Linked DNA regions of Homo sapiens: region 2 is linked to region 1. Evidence: chromatin contacts called from ENCODE Hi-C or POLR2A ChIA-PET data. All regions are on one chromosome and are shown on one strand. Each heading gives the region's core, a stretch centred on a gene start or an enhancer-like site at or near the end of the contact. The rest is flanking DNA. Distances are from core to core; before and after follow the strand shown. Region 1 overlaps DRC10 (dynein regulatory complex subunit 10). Region 2 overlaps TMEM116 (transmembrane protein 116).

The links. Hi-C counts contacts between places; a loop is a spot of excess contacts on that map. ChIA-PET counts read pairs that join two places held with the same protein, here RNA polymerase II (POLR2A). Pooled maps may share reads with other maps.
Region 2: a pooled map shows a loop between it and region 1 (5-fold over the local background). The contact joins two enhancer-like sites. A Hi-C loop is called at or near these places in 1 of 37 single-sample maps with no recorded cell type and 3 of 50 pooled maps. POLR2A ChIA-PET finds 5 or more read pairs at or near these places in 1 of 52 experiments (naive thymus-derived CD4-positive, alpha-beta T cell).

What each region holds. Positions count from the first base shown.
Region 1 is chr12:113,207,313-113,210,373 of GRCh38, forward strand. It overlaps DRC10 (dynein regulatory complex subunit 10), which reads right to left. Exons shown (of 5, transcript NM_001330452.2): 2 at 126-947. The coding sequence starts at 854. Among named protein-coding and RNA genes, the nearest start is that of DRC10, 12 kb to the right of the region's middle. RefSeq lists enhancers at 737-866, 1,077-1,386, 1,537-1,696. Within about 2 kb of position 1,304, at least 17 of the 41 ENCODE cell types and tissues checked have a DNase peak (open chromatin) inside an H3K27ac peak, as active enhancers do.
Region 2 is chr12:111,993,014-111,996,232 of GRCh38, forward strand. The region is part of intron 3 of TMEM116 (transmembrane protein 116); the gene reads right to left. It also overlaps the pseudogene SLC25A3P2. Among named protein-coding and RNA genes, the nearest start is that of TMEM116, 19 kb to the right of the region's middle. Within about 2 kb of position 1,323, at least 3 of the 41 ENCODE cell types and tissues checked have a DNase peak (open chromatin) inside an H3K27ac peak, as active enhancers do.

The DNA of each region.
Region 1 (3,061 bases), core at 54-2,553:
ACTCTAGTCTGGACAACAGAGCGAGACTCCATCTTAAAAAAAAAATCAATCATTGAGGAAAAACCCAACCAACAAAAGATTTGTGTGGCTTCTTCAGTAATTTCAGCAATACTATGAAACAATACCTCTGCATTCCTGTTCTTCATTCTCTCCGCCAATTCCTTTTCAAGAGTATCAATGATTTGTTGGTTATTACTATTCTGTCTACTGATATCCTGTAAGAACTGGGCCTTATCCCTCGCTTCCATGGGACTAGTGAGTAGTTTTTCAAACAGGAAACCACGGAGCTCTATCAGGCTGTCAATAAAATTCTGGGCTTCTGCACTTCTACCCTGTGTCTGCATCTGCAGGAGCCTAGCAGCCTGGGGGTTGCTGAGCAAGAGTCTAAGGACGTTCTTGGTGGAGTCTTTGATCTGCTGCATAAGTGGTGAGAGGCTGGATTTCTGCAGCTCTATGGAAAGGAGGCGGTCTCTGAGCCACCCTTCCTCCTCAGCCTCTTTCTGCTCCTGCAATTGCCTTTCTTTCTCTTTCAGGCACCTGACGTTTTCAAGGAGGACCTGGCAGAGATCCTCATGCTCTCTCACTGCCCTCATGACGTCCTCCCCCAGCATCCCCTCCATATCCTCTCTGTTGGATGCCACATACGACAGCAAGGTCACCAGCTCCACCTTGTAGATCGCCTCATCCAGGATGGACATGATCCTTTTGGCCTCAATGGTGGTGAGTTTGGTCCTAGAGAGAACCAAGGGTTTTAGTGGATCAGCTGGCCTTTTAGATGGGTCTGTCTTTGGCCCTATTCTGTTGATGGCAGGGGCCTGATACAAAGGGGCCATGGCGAGAATGTCTAAAGCCATCTTGTGAGCAGCCCTCTGTGCCTCTGTAGGTCCACAGAGATGGAGACTTCGGTAGACTACTTGGGTCTCGTGCTTTTATTGTCTCTGGCCATCCTGCAAAATGAAGAAGTAGGTGTGAGTGCAGCTGTGCTGACATCTGTGTGGTTAGTGTGGCTGCAGAAACCACAACTGTTGACATCAAGAGTTCATCTTAGGTCCTCTGTCGCTTTTACACAGAACCTTTCACTGGAAGCAGTTTTCAGCTTTGTGAGGGTGTTAGGGCCACAAGGGCAGGAAGACCAAGTGTGGAGGCATCTCAGGCACATGTGTCAGGCGGGGACCAGCCAGGCATACAGACAGCATTCTAAGGATTTAAAACCAGAGACTGGTTACATCAGTGATGGGAGAGTTGAGAGGCCAACCAGGGGAAGACAAAGCCATCCCGCAATTGTCAATGGCAGGAAGCCACCACATGAAGAGATGGTGAGCCTGGGGCCCAGGGTCACCCAGGGGAAGTTTGAACCACAGCCATCAGTTCCCAGAGGAGCTAGAGACATTGCCGGAAATGCAGATTAAAGAAGGGTGGCGGTGGGGGAGGAGAAATACCCTGGTTTCTTTCTACTGCCCTTGGCCAAAACCAGCAGGAAACCAACTGACAAGCAGCCTGGGCGACGGAACCACAGGCCTCAGCCTATGTCTGAGCAGGACAGGGACAGGGCAGAATGCAGTGTAAGACTAACAGGACTAGGAATGGCACATTTTCACTGATTTTAAAGTTTTTTGGTTTGTTTGTTTATTTGTTTTGAGACAGAGTCTTGCTCTGTCGCCCAGGCTGCAGTGCAGTGCCATGATCTCGGCTCACTGCAACCTCTGCCTCCTGGGTTCAAGTGATTCTCCTGCCTCAGCCTCCTGAGCAGCTGGGACTACAGGTGCACACCACCACGCCTGGCTAATCTTTGTATTTTTAGTAGAGACAGGGTTTTGCCATGTTTGCCAGGCTGTTCTCAATCCACCTGCCTTTGCCTCCCAAAGTGCTGGGATTACAGGCCTGAGCCACCACGCCTGGCCATTTTTAAGTACTGATTTTAAAAATTGGTGGGTGAAATATAACTTTGAAATACAATTTAAAAAACTGTTTCACTAAATGTAATGTTGTATTCTGGATTGGGTTCTGGAGTGGAAAAAGGACATTAGTGGAACTGGAGAAATCCAAATCCAAATCCAAATCTAGTCTAAAGTTTAGTTAATAGCATTGTACCAACATTAATTTTGTAGGCGCTCTGTTACCCTGGCTGGAGTGCAATAGTGTGACCATGGCTCACTCCAGCCTCGACCTACTGGGCTCAAGTGATCCTCCTGTCTCAGCCTCTCAAGTAGCTAGGACTATAGGTGCTCGATGCCTAGCTAATTTTTTAACTTTTTATAGAGATGAGCTCCACTATGTTGCCCAGACTGATCTTGAACTCCTAGGCTCAAGCAATCCTCCCACCTTAGCCTCCCAGTGCTGGGAATACAGACAGGAGCCACCGTGCCGGGCCTAATTTTGTGGTTTTGACAAACACATCAAGGTTATCTAAGATGTTAACATTAGGGGGAGCAGAATGGAGGGCATACGGGAACTCTCTGTACTATCTTTGCAACTTTTCTATAAATCTACAATTATTACAAAGTAAAAAGTTTAGTTAAAAGACTATTTCAGGCCAGGCATGGTAGCTCACACCTGTAATCACAGCACTGTGGGAGGCCGAGGGAGGTGGATCATCTGAGGTCAGGAGTTCAAGACAAGCCTGGCCAACATGGCGAAACCCCGTCTCTAATAAAAATACGAGAGAATGCCAGGCATGGTGGTACGCACCTGTTACTCAGGTTAACCCCAGTTACTCAGGAGGCTGAGGCATGAGAATCTCTTGAACCTAGGAGGCGGAGGTTGCAGTAAGCCAAGTTTGCATCACTGTACTCCGGCCTGGGCAACAGAATGAGACTCTGTTTCAAAAGATAGATAGACAAATAAATAACTGTTTCAGAAAAATCTATAGGGCAATCAGAGATCAGTAATTTATATTGCTTTCATAGTACAATGGCTAAAAGTACTAGCTTTGCACAGCCCCACTTGGGTTCAAATCCTTGCTGGGGGTCTCTGGGCTGGTCATTTAATCCTCCAGAGCTTGGGCTTCCTCAGCTGTAAAACAAGAGTCCTCAGGATGAATGAGAAGCCTGCACGCTGTAAA
Region 2 (3,219 bases), core at 73-2,572, 1.2 Mb before region 1:
GGCATGGGTGAACTCCTTCAATGTGCCACACCTGCAGCTGGTGGACGATGGCCTCACGGACCTCCACAGCGGTCCCACAAGACCCGCAAGGCCCCCCCACTGCTCTCTTAACCTGGCAGCTGCTGCCTTATAAAAGTACAGTTGTGAATTTGACTCCACGAAGTATTATGCATTGTGTGGCTCTCGTGGGGTCTTAGGTTGTGGTCTGACACACACTGCGGTCATTCCCCTGGGTTTAGTGAAATGCTGTATGCAGGTGGACCCCCAAAAGTAGAAGGGCATATTTAATGGATTCTCAGTTACACTTAAGGAGGATGGTGTTCATTCTTTGGCTAAAGGACAGGCTCTGACTTTCATTGGCCACTCCATGCAGGTGTTCTGCAAGTTTGGCTTTTATGAAGTCTTTAAAGTCTTGTATAGCAACATACTCCCAGAGCATGTTATCTCTGGTGCACATCACTGTATTTGGCTGCCTCTGCCAGTGCTGAATTCTTTGCTGTAATTGCCCTATGGAAGCTGCTAAGGTTCAAATTCAAACCCAACCAGGTTAGACCAAGACTTTGAGGGATGCAGCTCCCAAGATGTATAAGGAAGAAGGCCTAAAAACATTCTACAAAGGGGTTGCTCCTCTCTGGATGAGACAGATAGCATATGCCATGATGAAGTTTGCCTGCTTTTAAGGTACTGTTGAAGCATTGTACAAGTTTGTGGTTCGGAAGCCCTGTGGTGAATGTTCAAAGACAGAGGAGCTGGTTGTAACATTTGTAGCAGGTTACATACCTGGAGTGTTTTGTGCAATTGTTTCTCACCCTGATGATTCTGTGGTATCTGTGTTGAATAAAGAAAAAGGTAGCAGTGCTTCTCAAGTCCTCCAGAGACTTGGATTTAAAGGTGTATGGAAGGGAATGTTTGTCTGTATCATTATGACTGGTACTCTGACTGCACTACAGTAGTTTATCTATGATTCTGTGAAGGTCTACTTCAGCCTCCCTTGCCCTCCCCCAAGATGCCAGAATCTCTGAAGAAGCAGCTTGGGTTAACTCAGTGACAGATCAAAGCAAATGTGGACTGAAACTGCTTGTTGATCAGTGTTGAAGAACGTACAAAAGGAACTTTCATATATTTGACAGTGTAGGAAATTGTCTATTCCTGATATAATTACTAGAGTACTTTCACTTAAGTCAAGAGTTTCAAATTTACTATTGAAATAAACCCAACTCTTCAGGAAAAAAAGAAAGAAATATAAAATATTAAGATAACCAAGACACTCTTGAAAAAAAAAGAAGAACTTGCCCCACCTCATCTTAAGACTTATCGTGGGATCTGGCCAGCAGCCCGCAATGCAACGGGGCTCTTTCTTTGTTCCCAGGTGGATCGGCAGGTCGAGAAATAAAAGACACACACAAAATAGTGAAAGCTGGGTCCAGGGCGTCACCGCCTTCTGGTCCTGTGATGCCGCCAATGCACTGGATATACTGGCATTTATTATTAAGTTTAGTGAGGGCGGGGGTAGGTTAGTGAGGGATTTAGGGGGTCATTTGATTATGAGGTGAGATGATCACATGGGGATGAAGTAATTCTTTAATGTAACATCGGTATGCATAAGTACAGTATACAGAGATAAGAATTTACAACATAGTGTGTGTGTCAGCAATTTCTAACAGAGCCTTAAAACAGAAACACAGTCTATCCATAACCTATGTTTAGTAAGATACTAATCAGCAGTAATATTTGCAGCAAAAGCTGGTTGCAAACAATCAACAGAAACAGGATGTGAAACAACCGGTTAGACCACAAATTCTCAGAAGGGAGTATGCCTTAACCCTAAAGAGACCCAGAAAAGCCGTGGCAAGATAAGGGCGTTTATAACCCTATCTTATCCATATGAACAAGCGCCCCTCATGTGTCTATTTATAGGCTCTCCACAAGGGTTGCATTGCATTCCCAGAGCTATGAACATCTGCTTTTCTGGGATAGTAATCTTGGTGATGTGAAACCTCCCTGACTGCACGTCCGTTTATAGGCTCTCTGCAGGGAGAAGCACATCACGCACTGTTGGCTCATTCTGGCAGCCAAACCTTGCATTGTCTTTACAAAATCCTGCATGCAATTTTGTATTTACAATAATCAGGAGCATTTCATCTTTTATTCCATAGCAATAGTTTCAGGAGGTCTCCCTACAAAAACTAACATAGACCTAGAGTGAAGATACTGTGGTACTAGTACAGGGATGGACAAATAGGTGAATAAAATGAAAATAGCCCAAATTAAACCCAGCAATATATATATAGATCTCTGATGTATGACATAAGTGGCTTTTTCAATCAGTGGAAAAGAGACAGTCTTTTCAAAATATGAAGCTAGAACAATTGGGTATCCATACAGGAAAAAAAAATGAAATTAGGCCCCTACTTTGTATCTCACACTACACTCAAAAAATCAGTTCTAGGACGGGCATGGTGGCTCACGTCTGTAATCTCTGCACTTTGGGAGGTGGGCAGATCACCTGAGGTCAGGAGCTCAAAACCAGCCTGGCCAACATAGTGAAACCCCATCTCTACTAAAAATACAAAAATTAGCTGGGCATGGTGGCGGGCGCCTGTAATTCCAGCTACTCAGGAGGCTGAGGCAGGAGAATCATTTGAACCCAGGAGGCGGAGGTTGCAGTGAGCCGAGATCATGCCACTGCACTCCAGCCTGAGCGACAGAGTGAGACTCCATCTAATCAGTTCTAGGTCAGGCTCAGTGACTATATGACTATAATCCTAACATTTTGGGAGGCCGAGGCAGGAGGACTGCTTGAGCCCAGGAGTTCAAGACCAGACTGGGAAACATGGTGAGACTCCATCTCTACAAATAAAATAAAAAATAAAAAAATTAGCTGGGCATGGTGACACACACTTGTGGTCTCAGCTACTTGGGAGTCTGAGGCAGGAGGATCACTTGAGCCCAGGAGGTCAAGGCTGCAGTGAGCCATGATTGCATCACTGCACTTCAGCCAGGGAAACAGAACAAGACCCTGTCTCAAAAAAAAAAAAAAAAAAAAAAATCTATTCCAAGTAGTTTAAAGACCTAAATGTGAAAGGACAAAAACTGTAAACCTTTTTTTTACATTCTATAGGAGAATGTCTTCAATTTTTGTTTAGGGAAAATTTTCCTAAACAAAACACAAAAAGTACTAAAAGAAATAATGAAAAAAATCAACCACATTAAAATGAA